Regions from separate parts of the Mus musculus genome. Here region 2 is linked to region 1. A link is a loop called in an ENCODE intact Hi-C map of the cell type or tissue named here. Cell type or tissue: heart. All regions are shown on one strand.

Region 1 (8,000 bases):
AATAAATTTTGTGCGATCTAATTAACTTGGTGCGCAATCTCAATTACTTTTCACCCAAGAAATCACTTTTGTTCAGTTTTATGTGTGTCTATTTCCCTTTTAAAAAAAAAATGATGTAAGGCCTCGTCAGACAAGTGAGTTCCAAACTGCATTTGTCTTTCAGCGGCTTGATGGCTATGCATTTAAAAACCCATTCTATCTTATAAACTAAAAATTAAACGTGCTCAGCTGTGATGGCCGTCATTGCATCTGCTATTTATATGCTAATGCCCTCCCTGGAAGGGCGTGCAAATTGCCCGGCCAGGCCAATATCTCATGTGCATCTCGGCTGCCAGGGACGCACCTTCAGAGGACAGAGGGCGTTGTGGTGCTGACCACGTGATAACACAGAACAGGCACCTGGTGGCCAGAAGGGCCAGCACTGAGTCAAACCTGCCCAGATGCAAGCAGGGCACCAGAGCATACACTCAAGTCCAAAAAACTAGGCTGGAGCAAAACATCATTTTCTGGAATGACCATCTCTCAACGTGTAAAGACCATACTCACAAGAAAGATTTCACAACAAACAGCATTGCAGGACACACAGGGGCAGGCATTTCTCCTCCTCCTCCTCTCTCTCCTAATCTCCTCCTAGAACAGTCCACAAAAACCTACCCTTGAGAATTCAGTTTGACGAAGAACCCCACTGTCAGAGAACTTCCTAGAAGTGGGGCCCAAGGGTTGAGGTTAGCCTACTACATAGTATGAGGCAAGAAACCTGGACACATATGCCTAGAAGTCCATTTCCGGAGCAAGGCTAAGGCTAGAATTCTCAGCTAGATCCAAACAAAAAGTTAGCAAGACAGCTAGGGAGTCAGATGCTGTCAATCAAACTGAGGGCTGGTAGCCTAGGTGGCCACCGGCAAGGTGCTCTGGGTTTTCTAATGTAACTAGCCTGTTCTGGGGACCATATATACATGCTCTCAATGACAAGGCTGTGTGAATGATCAGAGGCAGGGAGAGTTATCATGAATGAGGTTATGTGAACTCCACACTTTAACATCCAATGAAATGTGAAAGCACTAAGCATTCTTCCTAGGAGTTTGCAGAGAAGGCCAACCACACAAGAGAGAAGAATATCCTCTCTTGTTTGGGCCTACAACTAACAGCTTCCTTCTAGGATTAGAGCAGGTCCCTCTCTGTGCCTTGGTTCCCACCTCAGGTGAGAGCAGGTGGCTAGCCTCTGGAAACATGAGGCCATGCTATGCTGTGTGGCCTGCCTCAAAGATACTGGGCCATGTTCATCAGGCATCCTCTCCATCTAGGGCTTCAGGAGGGGCCAGGACTCATACATCCTTGGACTGGTTTCTCAACTGTAAAATGGAGGAAATAATCTAATAGGGGTACTCCTAGAGTAAAGAGGTAACATGTGAGAAGGTGTTGAGAGCTAGCTCATTCCGGAAAGACAAATGATTGGGCTGGACACTGGAGCCAGGGAAACCAAGACTAGATTCATACAGTGGAGGGTGGGAGGGTATAGGCTGGTCCAGAGGCTGCTGAGCTGTTTTCTGCCATCCTTGTGAGCTGATCTCATAAGAACTTGTGTTCAAACCCCTCCCAACTCTCTGCTGTTGGGCGTGCTTGGCCTTCAGTGTGATGGAGGGAGCATAGCCCTGAGGAGGAGGCTGTTTACGGGCCCTGCTGCTGCACAAGGTCCCGCAGGCTGATTTAGTTTCCCTGCTTTCCCCGAGTGTGCCTGACGGTTCAACATTTCATTCCCTGGGTTTTCTGCTTCTGTCCTTTTCACCTACAAGAAGCAAATCCTGCAGAGCCCAGGGAGCCTTCTTAACTTAGCCTTCCTGCAGGGGAGGATCTGGGCCTGGGGAGCTCCCAGTGTAGCACCCATAAGCCTGGGAGTGAGACTGATCTGAAAGGCAGGCTGGCGAGCACCCAACCCAGAAAACAAGCAACGCTGCACAGCGTGCACCAAACAGACGGATTCCCACTGCTGCAAGAGAGCGAAGATGAGACCATGGATCCATCAGGGTGGCTGCCACATGGCCCACGAGACTGACTTGCACAAAGATGCATTTATAATCACATGAACAAGTAGACCAACAGTCCAGGAAGGAAGACCAGCTGCTGACAAGTCAGACTTGCCGATGTCTGAAGTCACCGCTCTGAGCACCACTTGGTGAGAATTCGTATTTTGTTAATTACACAATACAAGCTAACCATGATCAGAGCTACATAATGAAAAGGCAGGCAATTTAAAAGTTTTCAAAGGATTTTTATCAGTGTAAATAATGAGGCCGCCATGGATTACTACAGCTCTTCTGTAACAGAGCAGTGGAAACCAACTCGACCAAATGGCCCTGCACATTGATCCGCTCGAGATTTATCCCCAGCCTGCCTTCAAACTGAGCTGAAGGGAGCACACTCTGTAAGGCAAATGCTTAGACGTGTTTAAACTGGTTTAAGTATTTCTGAAGACAGACCATCTGTGTCAAAAGGAAAGCAATACTGCACAGAAACAAATAGCAACATTCAAAGGGGCTGGACTCCATGGATGCCAGGGGGGAACAGGCTGGACCAGCGCAGCCTGTCCCCACCCAGCCTTCCAAAGACAGCCTGCACCCATACCAAGTCTCACCTGCTGTTTATGACTGGCATTACTGTATTTGTTTCAATCTCACACATTTGTTAGAAGTTCTAAAATGTTTAAATCATGCATTATTGAATTAGTGTTCCTCGCTCAGCCTGTTCTACATGAGGAGTTAACGATGCCAATCCCGTGCTAAATGGGGAAACACTAGGAAATGATTTCAACCCTCCGTAAATTTTATTTGGAAATTAGTGAACACCTCATCATGATTTCTAATTAAAACAGCTCTAATTAACATAGACATTCATTAGCCCTCTCCATGCCCTTCCCCCACAAGACACTGTGGTGCAGCAACCTTGCAAGGAGCTGCCCACCAGCTGCAGGAAGGGCGGGCGATGTGCAGATAGGCAGTTGCTGTATCTATTCTGAGAAGCACTGCTCACCTGAGCCTGGGCGCTGCCACTCACAGACCGGGAGCCGCCAATCACTTCATCTACAGACAGCGACTCACTCGCTCTCCAGCTGCGGCAAGCAAAATCTCCAAGGACTTCAGAACAGTGCCTTTCGTTAAAAATCAGTTTGTAGAGACAGGTCTGGGAAGTGTCCATTCAACTGACAGCAGCGCTGAGCAATACCTGCCTTCCTACTGAAGGGACGGAGGGCATCATCAATCCAAGGGCTACCACCTTCTCAGGCCTGGGCTAATGTGCTGACCTATGTATGTGACCAGAGGACTCCCATAACACCGTGAAGGGCCTGCCTTCACAGCAGGTCCTGCAGGCACAAATGGAAGTAGCCAGGCTTCAGCTGTGAGGCTGCCATCTATCTGCTGAGATGCACAAGGGGTACTAATCTGGGTAGGAACAGGCTAGCAGCCACTGAGTGGACAGTGGAAAGAGGACAGACCCTGGGTATCACATCAACCTGAATGCCCACTGTGTACCACAGAAAAACTGCATTCACAGTGTTACAGTGCTGGGTCTCCACTCTCATGCCTGTGTCTCATGGGAGTTAGGAGATGGCCAGTGAAACTGCCCTCAGTCCTGGCAGCCAAAGTACTGACATAGTCATGCTATGACCAGTGATGACTTACTATGAGCCCAATACCCCTTACGCCACAACAGAAATCTAGGACTGCAGCTGGATTAGGACAGCTAAGAGGAGTCAGGGCAAGCTACTTAGTCTCTTTTTGGTGTAATACTAGGGATTAAACCTAGTGCCTCAAACATGCTAAGCTGCACTCTACCACTGAGCTAAATCCCCAGGACTCTTTGTATTTTGAAACAAGGGCTTGCTAAATTGCCTAGTCAGTCCTTCAAATCACTCTATAACTAAGGCTGGTCTTGAAGTAATGATCCTCCTGCCTCAGCCTTTCAAGTAATTGGGAAGACAAGCTTCTATATCCAGATCCAGTTTCCACTCAGCTGCCTTGAATGCATGGCTGTTACCATACATTGCGGTATAAGCACACAACATGGATTTTTTTTGACCTGGGCTCTGGGAATGCAAGCTGCTGCCCCTGAAGCTGGCTGAACTAAACGCAGAACCCTGACCCAGGAGGTTGCATGTCTTCACCATCACCCACAAAGGCCTCATGAGTGCCCTGTAGGTCAGAAGAAGACTGCCCAGGTCTCCTCTAGCAGCCAACCACTCAGCAGTCAGGAAATATGGAGATAAGAGACGAGGGTAAGGCAACAGCACACACCACCACCCAGCTTTACCTTCCTGACAAAGCTGCAAGGCAAGGAGAACAGCCAGGTTGCTAAGACCCTTAGGGCTTGCAGTCCTGCCAGCCCCAACACTGCTGTTGGTCCCAGTAAGGAAATGCAGGCTAGCAATACCTAGGCCTGGCAAAACCCTTCTGTACTACCCAAGAGTATTCAGAGCTCTGTGGTCACTCCCTGGAGTACGAGCTATCCAGGGATGTTCCTACACTGCCAAGGCCCTCTAGCAAGGTGACTGTCCCACAGAATGAGTTCTTCAGGGAGGAAATGGGGTACACAACATAATAGTGACGTGGCCTCACGTCACAGGCTGGTTGTTAGGTCACCCTGAAAGGTAGCCCCATATGGCGCAGCCTTGGCCAAACTGATCGCTGATGACTACGGACACTGAGTTTAGAGAGAAAACAAACTCTTCCTGACAGCTGCAGTGAGGGCCAGAGTTGTCACTTTCCTCGTGGCTATAGAAATGTTCTCCGCTGTAAATATATTGCTCAAAATTAATAAAGTTGACTTAGCTAGGTAACATAACAAAATGTAACTCTCATAAGCTGTTAACGACACATACCACACACTGCCAGACAGCCTCAATTATGGCACTGTATTCCCATGATTGCCATAAACTCAAGCACGTTGGCTGACTGAAAGAGGAGCGAGGTCGCCCTCTGCTGGCCCACATCACACACGACCTCTGCAAAGCTGGGACCATCAAACAGCTGCAAAAGTCAAGAGCTCCCTCCTGTGTCCTCTGGCTCCAGCACCTGAACTGTATCTTCAATGTACCTACTGGCTGCCACAGACTGGTCAACATGGTGCTAGACATGGAGTGTTCTTGATTTTAGGCTGGAGCAATGGATGGCTTCAAATCCGATCTTTCCCTCAGTAAAGACAGAGTTAAGTCCACCTCAAAGCTACTTTCCAAAATAGAATTTATAAGTCAGACTGCCCAGGTCAGTTGAACCACTAACCTCTAAGGCAGTGCTTCTCAGCCTTCCTAATGCTGCCATTTACAGTTCCTTGTGTTGTGGTGACCCCAACCAAAAAGTTGTTTCCTTACTACTTCACTTCTGTAATGTTGCTATTCTTATGAATCATAATGTAAATATCTGATATGCAGGATATCTGATATGTGACCCCTGTGAAAGGGCCATTTGACCCCTCAAATGGTCGCAACCCACATGTTGAAAATCTCTGCACTAAGGCAAGGTCAGGGACTAAGCTCACAGTTCAGGTTTGGGATTTGGGTTCAGAACAGGAGTCCATGGGGATGTGGCAGCTCTGATGTCTGTTTTCTCTGTAAACCAGCTGAGAGGAGCCAGTGAGATGTCTCAGCAGGAAAAGGCACTTGCTAAGGACTTGAGTCCTGTCCCTGGACCTACATGGTACAAGGAGAGAACACACACACACACACACACACACACACACACACACACACACACACACACACGTTAAAACTGAGAGAAACTGAGAGCTGAGAGAAACATGGGATGATGATGAGCTTGGAGTTCTGGAAAGAATTGGGTGACACAGAGAGGCTGGACTGTGACAGTTTTGTGTCTTTCAACTAAATCCCAAGACCCAACTCCCCTAAGACCAGCCATCCCCTCAGCTCTGTGGTCACCTATGCAGAATGCCAGTCCCATGTAGCCCAGATACAGGCGCTCTACTCCTACTCCTCCGAGGGCAGCGCCTCCTCCAGGCGCAGCAATGTACTCTGCCTTCCAGCCAGTTCCAGCGTACCTCGCATGGACGGCCTCTGTGACCCCGAGGTCACTACAGGACTGTGTCTTTGCTCACAACTGGCACCCAGAACACATGCCTACACCTCTTCACCTCTCTCTGGCCCTGCCTGGACTCCCATCTCTCTAGCCTCAGCAAAAGGACCCATGTATCCCTCTCTGATCTATTTTAACTCCAGATCCTCACTTGGGGAGATACAGTACCTTGCCAGCCCCCTGAATCATGAGAGTACCCTGTTGTTGCTCACAAACAACCTGGCCTAACAGACAGGCAGTCTTCAGGTCTCCACCCAAAGTGCACGGTGTTCATGCTCATCTCTGACTGCTCCTGAGCACTCTGTAGGTTTTATTTTGCCCGACCTGCCCAAAGACACGAGTCCCTATTTGCTAGCAACTCCCCAGAAGTCCCCACCTATTTAACACAGCCTGATTCTTTGGGGGTCTCGGGAGGAGCCCTTGACACATGGGTTTTCAGTACTTTCAAAGTATCCTTGGCTGAACAGACACCAACAGCAGGAATGTAGCGACCATGGCATGAATGACTTCATGGGAAGACTTGCTGAGGGACAGGACAGAATCCCAAGCCAAGAAGAGCAGATGGGTCCTCTCTTGGGAGAGGCTGATCTGAAACTCCCATCACAGAACTTAGTAAGGAAAAAGCCAGAATCCTCTGAATCTGATGACGCCTGACTGTTCAAATGGCCGAGTGGAGAGTCCTGGGACCTTTCAGCCTCAGCTCCATGAACTGAACTCACCCTGCTCCTCTGTCCTCTCCCAGGCTCAATGTTCAGTTCTTCATACTTCTTCAGGGCAAGTTCCAGTTCCATTTTCAGGTCAATGGCCTGTTTTAAATGTGCACTGTAGGTCCCTGCACGGGTAAACCGCTGTAAAACAAAGAATGACTCACAATGGTTCCGGACAGTCCCCAGACAGCCCATGCCCCTTCCTGTAGGAAGAGACAGGGTGCCAGGGAGAGGGAGAATGCTCATTCCCACCCAGGACAGTGTTCTTGCCTTCCACAGCCTTGCCTTGCCTGGGCTTTCAGCCCAAGTTCACTGCTGCAGGCCGAATGCCCTGCCTCACCTGGACCCAGGAGCACACAGTTGGCAGAAACTTGTTCTGGATGAGTTTGAGCGAGTCCCGAGCAGCATGGAGCACAGCAAGGTTGTCTTCATTCTCCTGAACCTTCAGACCATCTAAAACAAGGCAAAGTAAGTATCGTGGTTTGAATATGCTCAGCCCAGGGAGTGGCACTATTAGGAGGTATGGCCTAGTTGGAGGAAGTGTGTCATTGTGGGGGTAGGCTTGGAGACCCTCCTTCAAGCTGCCTGGAAGCCAGTCTTCTCTTATCTGCCTTTGGATCAAGATGTAGAACTCTAAGCTCCTCCAGCTCCATGCTTGCCTGGATGCTGCTGTGCCTCCTGCCTTGATGGCAATGGACTGAACTTCTGAACCTGTAACTCAGCCCCAATTAAATGTTGTCCTTTATAAGAATTGCCTTGGTCATGGTGTTTCTTCATAGCAGTAAAACCCAAACTAAGACAGAAAGTCACAGAGGGATGCTGAGGCTGGACACATAGCAGAGGCCATTAAACCCACTGGAAACGTGACTCCTAGCTGGTCTCAGACACTGAGAGAAAACAGTCTTTAATCTCAATCATTCTGGCTCCATGCAGACATGGCTTCCCACCCAGAGGGCTAGATCTCGCAGAGCCGCCTTCTCTTGCCTCTTCTCTCAGGACTGCCCTCACCTTAGTCCCAGGGTCTCAGTGACCCCTGCCATTCTGCCTTTCCTTGACAGGTCCTTCATTTCTTTCACAAGCCCTGCTAGGCAGGGCCTCTAGAAAGGACCTCTCTAGCACCTGGATGAGTACGAGGCAAGGTGCAGTGCCTCAGAGACACAAACTTGAAGCTGTGGAATCTGGAGAGCTCCAGGCCCTTTCAACCATATCCCAC
Region 2 (8,000 bases), 150 kb before region 1:
TGTCCTCACAGAGATGGATTGCAAATCCCAGTTTCCACCACAAGATAGACATGTGTCTTACCTGGACCACAGTTGCTCCTGCCCTGAATGTGGTCACGATCTACCTGGGCCTTTTGTCGATTGGTCTTTGAAGTGTTTGCCCCTCTCTCAGAGTGTGGTTTGCTGAGTGAGAGGTATATATCCTTTGGTGAAGGGATGGAATCAGGCCATAGAAGTCTCTTCCTCTTGTGATGGCTTGGGTTTGAACTGTCTGCCATAGGCTCATGTGTCTGAATGTTTGGTCTCTAGCTGTGCTCCAGTCTGAAAGTTGTGGAGCCTTTGCTTGAAGGAAATAGATAATTGGGGACAGGCTTTGAAGGTAATAGCTATTTCTTATTCTGATCTGAGCTCTATGCTCTCTGGTTAGTGTCATGTATGAAGGCACTGCTACATCCCACTCCAGTCACCATGCCTACTCTCAATGGACTACATCCTAGAAACTGCAACCTGGGGTCAATCCTTTCTCCCCTGACTTCCCATCTGTCAGGAACAACCTTTCAGCAATAAGAAAAGTAATGGATACACCCTGGAACCACCTCCCCGCAGCCCACAGCCTACATTTGACCATGGCTTAAAGCTGGGCAGGACTTTGCCCCCAGACCACACCCACTGTTGGCTTGTTCTGGTAATGCAGATTGAGCAACATCCTTGGAGGTCCCTGGGGGTGTCATATGTGTTTGTCTGGCTTATCAAAAGTGTCTCTCCCCATGGTAGCTCCTCAATTTTCCTTCACTGCAGACTTGCTCCCACTTGTGTAATGGACAAAGAGTATCCTAGCCTCTCTGAATCACAGGTGGGGTTCCAGCAGCACTCCCGGGAAGTCCGTCTTAGCCATGGCTTCTCCTGTCACCAGGTTTGGATCTTAGTGATTCTGAGAAGTGGACCAACGAAACTAGGGATGTGTCTTCAGGATGCTGCTTTAGATTGACAGCTGCTTGGGAACAAGGGTAGCAGGAGCTGAGCTGTGAGAGGTCTTGGCAAAGCTCAGGTTGTCTTGAGGTCCTGGCTGGGATGACTCTGCAGCTGACCCCACCCACCAGTTATGGCCTTTCAGTATGAGCATACACTTGCCAGTGGGTATTCCTAGGGCATAGCCCTGGCTGAGGGTGTTCTCTGAAGCCAATACCAGCCTCCCAAGGGAGTCTCTGCCAGGGCACAGCTTCTGATCTTTATGGCTAAGCATCAGAGAAGCCTCCTGGGCAGTTCATGTATGAATGTCCTGCTTGCTTGCTTGGCTGTGGTGGAGGAGCCTCTACCTGTTGACTGTTATTCAAGTTGTGGTGATGTGCATGGCTGAGACTTGGCAATGGGACTAGCTGTGTAAATTCTGACTCCTCAGTCCTGCATGCTGAGTACCACATCACCTTCCAAGGAGGTGATGGCTGGGAGCCTTGTGTCATGGTGCCTTCTCTCCTGCCTCACTGGCTCATAGAGTAGGTCACTGCAGTGGACAGTATAGGGTCACATGCAACAGAATGTAGTGGCTTTCTTGACCCTTTCTTCCTTTCCTTGGCTGGCTGAGGAGATTGAACTCCCCCGAGCTGCCTTCAACCTGTCTTGGTCAGTCACAGCAACGATGCACAGGACTAGAAGAAAACTCAAGCTGAAATGGAAAAAGACAATTAGCAAAATGTTTGGAGAAATTTCAATACATAATTTATTTTGATCGTTTTTTTTCCCACTTCTCCTGGGAGGAGCAGGGCTGTTACACTCTGGACTGAACCCTGCCTTGCTGACCCTGCTCTGGGCAGGATGACGCCTAGAGTGGAGGCCATGTGCTGTCAGGAGTGTTGTCTGCCCTGTGGAGATGTGCTGCCACCCTGTCACCCTGGCCTCAGGTTCTGGCTCTGAGCTGCCTTCCCAGCTCTGTGGTCCTCCTCTGGCCTCCGGAGGCTTCTGGTGTCTCTAGTTAGATGCATGTTCTCCCTGCTCAGACCCTTGCATAAGGCTGTGGGACTGGGGTCCCCAGGGCAGGGACCGATGTCTCCTCAGTCCCAGAACAAATAGCTGTGTCCCAGAGGTCCTTGCCAGGGCGATTGCCCTCCTGCCTGGTCTGGCGTGTGGCGTCTGAGGGTTTGATTTGGCTTCAGTTCCTCAGGCGCAAGCGGCTGGAGCCCCATTCACAGTCCATCATCGGAGGATGACAGCGGGAACAGTGGGAGTTCATTACAGGGGCCATGAATTGTTGGAGGTAATTTAGATTACAATTTAAAGTTTAATTTAAAAATCTATCAACAAATGTGAAAGTACTCGAGGAACATTTTAAAATGCACTTTAATCTCACCAGCACAAATAGCTTTTCGGAGCTCTAAACATCATCACCTGGAAAAACAGTAAAACTTTACTGCATCTTTAATTAAATTACAAACACAAAGGATAATTAACTTTTTTATTTTTATTTTATTCGTGCCATTGTTTCTCCTCAGAGTCAATATCTTCCAGCTGCAGGAGCGGCTGTTATGAGGAAGTTTACAGCCTCGAGGCCCTGATGTGATGGGCTGTGGGGATGGATGGCCCCGCCACACAGGGTGGGGGCCAAGCCCTTGCAGGAAGCCAAGACTCTGCCCTGAATGATCTCTGAGTGTCCCCTCCCCAGAATCATATCTAATCACAGGTGGCAGTAAAACCATGATCTGGGGACACAAGGAGTTTCAGAGACTCCCCTGTCTGACCCTGTCTCAGCTTGTTCCTGTGGCAACAGGAGGCATCTTGGGGCCATGTGGACATCACTCTTATGTGTTGTTCATTTAGTCTATCCCATGCAAGGTGATTGGCCACCTATGTCAAAACAATCCTCACAGTGACTCTTAGAGATGCTGCCCCTTATAAGGTGTGGGAAACTAAGGTGGTCCAAGGTTGGGCAGTCAGCCATGGTCTCAAAGATGGCACATTACTGAGAACACTCAGTTCGGATTTGAGTATAAACCTCCTTCTCCTGACACTGGCTTGAGTACAGAGTACATTCCTCCATGCTGGCTGAGCATCTCACCGTGCAGGCTGAAGGCTCTACACTGCACTCCTCTGTGATGACTGAGGTACTAGCTCGAATCCCTTACCCTGGATGGGTGCCTGGCTCCTGTGGCAGACAAGGTGATGAGGGTCACACAGTGCTCTTGAGAACCCTCCTCAAGGGCATGTGTGGTGCTGAGCAGGGCCCAGACTGGCCACCAGGGGGCTCCCTACAGACGTGGCACTGTGTGAGCCACTGGCTAGCTTTGACAAGCTTTGGGGGCTGTAGACAGTGACGATGAACCTTGATGGGCACATAAGGCAGGGTGGCAGGGAGGCAGGGCAGAGGCAGGCATAGCGGCTGAAACTGGATGAGGTAGGGTGACCATGAAGATAGAAGCTCCTGGGCTAGCATTTCCTTGAGGGGCAACCTTATAGTTGCTTTTCTTCCCCTCTGCTGTCCTTTCCTTCCTGGAGTGATGCTGGGGACTTCCCGCTGTGTCTGAGCTTTGCAACCGGGGCCTGGCAGCTCTGTGGCAGTGCCACCTGGCAACAGGAGGGTCCTGGTCTGCCCCAAAGTACCACTTCAGGTTTTCCTAGAGGCCCTGTCTATGTGCCTCTAGAGCCTGTGTCCTCAAACAGGTCCTTAGGTCCCCAGACACTGCATCAGGACCCCACCTCCTGCCCCACATGCTTCTGTGGGGCTTCTACATTGGGCTCCCTTCCACATCTGTCCACACACTCAGTCACACTTGTGCATACACACTCACAGGAGCTGTAGCCCTCAGACCACCACCTGCCTCTTCTGATGGTTACCCACCCCCACCCCTGGCTCTGGCATGGGAGACAGAGGGGTGCTGGCCACATGGGTGTGCAGTTTTAGTGTGTTGGCTGCTTAATTATTGGTTAATCTAGCAATTTAGCATGCTTCATTTAATTCTAATTAGGAGAATTAATAGGCAGGCGATGGCGGCTTCAATAGACTGGCACAAAACAAAACCACTGGGGGCCCTTTCAGTTGGGGGTGGTGTCCAGGGGCTTGGTGTCTCTAGAGACATGGAGGGTGTGGGCAGATTTGTGGGTGCCCGAAGGTCACAATGCAGTGGAATGTCCTGGGTGGGTGGAAGTGCTCAGGGGTAGAGCTATGATCATGGCGGGTAGGAGCAGGGATGCCAAGGTGGCTTCTAGTACCCAAGAGTGGCTAAGGGGAAGGCTAGCTGTACCCCCCCTGGGCAGCCTTCAGCCCCCCAGTTCCCTGTGCTGCCTCCCTGTGCTGCCTGGTGTGTTTGTCTCTGCTCATCAGGCCGGCTCCCTGACAAGGCCCCGACATTGGACAAGGCTGTTCCTCTAATTAAGGTGCTAATTGAATTAAATGGCTGCGGTAATGAGCAGATGAGCGGCATAAAAAGTAAAGAGTCAGATAGGCCAATTAACAAGAGCGAGCACAATTATAACACTGGCTACGCGCCCCGGCTCCAGCATTGTTAATTGTTACCGGGGGATTTATGGTAATTGGCCCCACAACAGGCAGCAGCCAAACCTGCCCAGGGCCGGTAATTAAAAAATGATATTCTACACCAATGCCGGATGGGCTAATTAGGCCTTGATTTACATAAAGGTCTGTGAGGAGGCCTGAGCCACCTTACCTAGCTGGCTGTGGGGGCCAGTCTGGCCAGCCTCAAAGGCAGCCAGACAAGGCAGTGGGAGCCCTCTGCAGGCCATGTGGTGGCACAGCCAGTGCTGGCCTCTGGGACTTCCAGGCCACCATCAGCTAACCAGGGTACCATCACCAACCACCTCCTAAGCCAGAAGGACATAGCATATGACCAGAACAAACTCAGAAGCCCAATATTCACCCCTCAGCCCAGACTAAATGTTGTGTTAACATTTTTCCTCCCTTCCATCCTGCAGGGAAACCCTTTAAAAAGTAAGGTAAACAACCTAAAATATCTTCAGGAAGTCCCAGAAATTTATCAGATTCAAGAGATCCCTCCCTAGGAGAGTAAGGATGCTGAGCTGCAAAGAAGACTCTGAGACCAGGCCAGCTGCCCGGAGGCCGCACAAACCCGCTGAGCTGCCTGGAAGAGGTTTAGACCAACTGAGGCACCTGGAAAGGACATCCTCGACCTGTTGAGCTACCTGCCGGCTGGGCAGTGTGTGCTCAGGTTCTAGCTTTGTGGTCCCATGCTGAGGTTGGCTTTGAGGATGTAGTCATCTCTGGGTCATTTCTGCACTTGGAAGCAATCCCCACCTTTATTTCTGTAAGTGATAAGACTCACTGGGTCACCAAATTGGACTTGAGTGGTAATCGTACCATGGCCTGTCATGGGTTTCCCATCTGGGGTGTGTAGACCTGTGTTTGTGTCTTCTCAGGGAAGGTTTTGCCACACAACACCCTGTCTGGCAAACAGGGTCCCCATTCACTGTGTAAGCTCTGCCCATCATCTGGGGAGTAGGGGTCCAGGCACAAAGGTCCCTTTAGCTTGGGATCTAAACACTGTGGTCATGGCCTCCTCTAGGGCTAAGGCTTTCCCTCCTCTTCACCCTCTTACTGAGTATCTCCAGGGAGTTCCCTTGGACCTTGGTAGATGCCAAGGTCCTGGAGCATGTGGCCCATTGTACCAAGCAGAGCCCAGTCCCTTCCTGACTCCAACCTCAGCAACCCAGACCGGCCTCTGAGAGTGGATGGGCCCCCACCATACTACCTTAGTCACAGGGACCGGAGAGACACATGTACTGACCAACAGGGTGATGGAAGGAGGTAGCCAGGACAGAGACTCAGAAGGGGGCTGGCTGGGCCTTCCCTGGAAGGCAGAGAAGAACATGGCACTCATTCATTTATCCTATGGCCTTCCCACTGCCAACCCTTGGTTCCTGATAGAACTGGTTCTATTTTAGCAAACCAGACCTGGCATCCACCCCTGTGACCACGGTGCCATCATCTCTCAGTAACAGTGTCCTTAACCCTCCCCTGTCCCCCCACCCTGGGAACCTGTAGCGGCCTGCCCACCCCTGCAGCGTCCCCTCACCCCTCCAGTCCCCTATCAGCCTAAGGCCTCTGCTGTCTCCTCCAGCAGATTTACCGTAACATTCACACTCTGAACAGAAAACTCTGCCTCATTTACAAATGTAATTTCAATTGAGGGTGGCTCTCCAGCCTCCTTCCACTTGAGTCCCAATTGAGCCCCTTCTCGTGCTGATGGCATGATTAGACAGTGTGCGCGCCGCGGCAGATTAGTCAAGCGCGGCCCCGTAAATTGGGAAGGATGTTTTATCAGGACACGTCATGGTGCCGCAGGCAGCTATGGGGTGCTCTGGGCTGTCCCCTCAAATCACGGTTATGGAATAATTTAGCCCTCGATTCTCTGCGATTACTGCCGCCACTGATCATGCTGTCACGTTGCGAGTGAGCACTTCATCCCGCGTTTATTCATGCCAGATCTGTTTTGCTTTCGTAATGAGCACATATTACCCCGGCACAAAGAGGATGAAGGCGGCCGTGTGATAGATAGGCGCGAGATTAAATGGGATCTTTATGACTTCTGAAGCCATCAGTTCTGACTGTGCGATAAGACGAGTCGACTTGGGTCCTGATTTGCTCTTTATTGGAGCCAATATTAGCATGTGCTCACCGGTGCAGCGCTGATCAGACCCATTTAAGGTGGAGCCGAGGCTTGCGGTGTGGGATGATGCTGCAGCGGTTACCAGCCCGGGAGGGAGCTCGTAGCCACGCCCAGGGGCTCATCGCCCTTTGGACAGCAGGACTACAGGGGGGCGTGAGGGGCCTAAACAGACCTGCTTTCGGATCTCACCATCCTCTTTTTTCTTGGGTTGGCCTTAGTTGCCATCTTGCTCCAACCTCATCTCTTAATATACTCTAGCCCTAAGGGAGATTGGTCCCTTGGAACCCAAGGGCCACCTGGCTGGCTTTGGGACAGGTGACAGATCAGGGTAGCCTAGCTCAGACTCAGTTGTAAGCATGAGATATCCTTCTATCTGTATATGCATGGGGCCTGTTTTCAGGGAAGACCCCAAGGCCCCAGGACACTGATGGATGATAGTCTCCAGTTCTCCCTGCAGAGGCCCTCCTATCCTTTTGTGTTCTCTTCCCTCCTTCTCCCTTGCATCTGAATCCCCGGGTCAGCTTCCTCATGCCTACCTACTCCACTGTTTGGGATATTGGGGAGGGGTGTGTATGTGTGTGTATGTATGTTTGTGTGTGTGTTGTCTTTGTCCCACCTCTTTGCTTTCCTGCCTGGGGCAGGAAGAGATGCAATAGTGCAGAGACCGAAAGGCCATTCTCTGGGTCAGGGATAGCCCCAAGCCCACATAGCACCTGTCTAAATATACCCAGCTATCCCAGTACCTCCTTCTGAACATTCCTCTTCTTAGGAGCCAGCTGGCTTTCTGTGCTCAGGGGTGGACTGCACCATTGCCCTTGACCGAACAGATAGAACCTGCAGCCGCACCCTTTCTTGCCTGAGATGCCCCTGATCTCACTTTGTTGGGTTGTTATTTTGCAGGCTCTGTGGTGATTACACCTGTCACCTGCCTCTCACTCGTTTTTTAACCTCTCTGCCAAGAGTGTTGTCACAGAGGGAAATAGGGATGGTGGCCACTGTAGACAAAGGGCTGGGCAGCTTATTAGCATTCTGTCCAGATCATCTCTGGCTCCTTGGCAGAGCAGCCTAGACTCACTGCACCCCTGGGGTCCACGACCCCAGGATCTTAGGAGAGGGTCTGGGACAGGTTGGGCTCAACGCCTGTCCTGCAGGGTCAGAGAAGAGGGAGGCAAGTGGGTCTAGAGGCCATCTCTGGGTGAAAATAGTCCTGGGCCTCTTCACAGCAGAAACCAAGAAACACCCCAGGGCTCATGAAGTGGGCTCAGTGCTGTGTGGTGAACCTTAGAGCACTGAGTGGTGTGGCTGCTGCCTGCAAAGCACTTGAAGCCACTGACTCAGTGCTGTCCTTGGTGGGACACAAATACTAGACAAGCCCAAATGGCACTCAGG

Evidence for each region. A loop is a pair of places that touch in the nucleus more often than their neighbours do. Peaks named below come from ENCODE experiments on the same cell type or tissue, not always from the same donor. Only the 100,000 strongest peaks of a DNase experiment are listed, where the experiment ranks them.
Region 2: it touches region 1 in a loop (9-fold over the local background); 8 of 42 quality-filtered maps call a loop at or near these places.

The regions. Positions count from the first base shown.
Region 1 is chr5:33,390,984-33,398,983 of GRCm38, reverse strand. Uvssa (UV stimulated scaffold protein A) reads right to left here. Exons shown (of 14, transcript NM_001081101.2): 6 at 7,128-7,240; 7 at 6,800-6,928. Among named protein-coding and RNA genes, the nearest start is that of Uvssa, 16 kb to the right of the region's middle. In heart, a CTCF peak has its summit at 4,986 (motif pointing left); a DNase peak (open chromatin) is centred at 4,983; H3K27me3 peaks cover 485 bases.
Region 2 is chr5:33,538,763-33,546,762 of GRCm38, reverse strand. No RefSeq gene overlaps it. Among named protein-coding and RNA genes, the nearest start is that of Fam53a, 87 kb to the left of the region's middle. In heart, CTCF peaks have their summits at 3,204 (motif pointing right) and 4,701 (motif pointing left); no DNase peak of the experiment used is centred here; H3K27ac peaks cover 262 bases; H3K27me3 peaks cover 5,065 bases.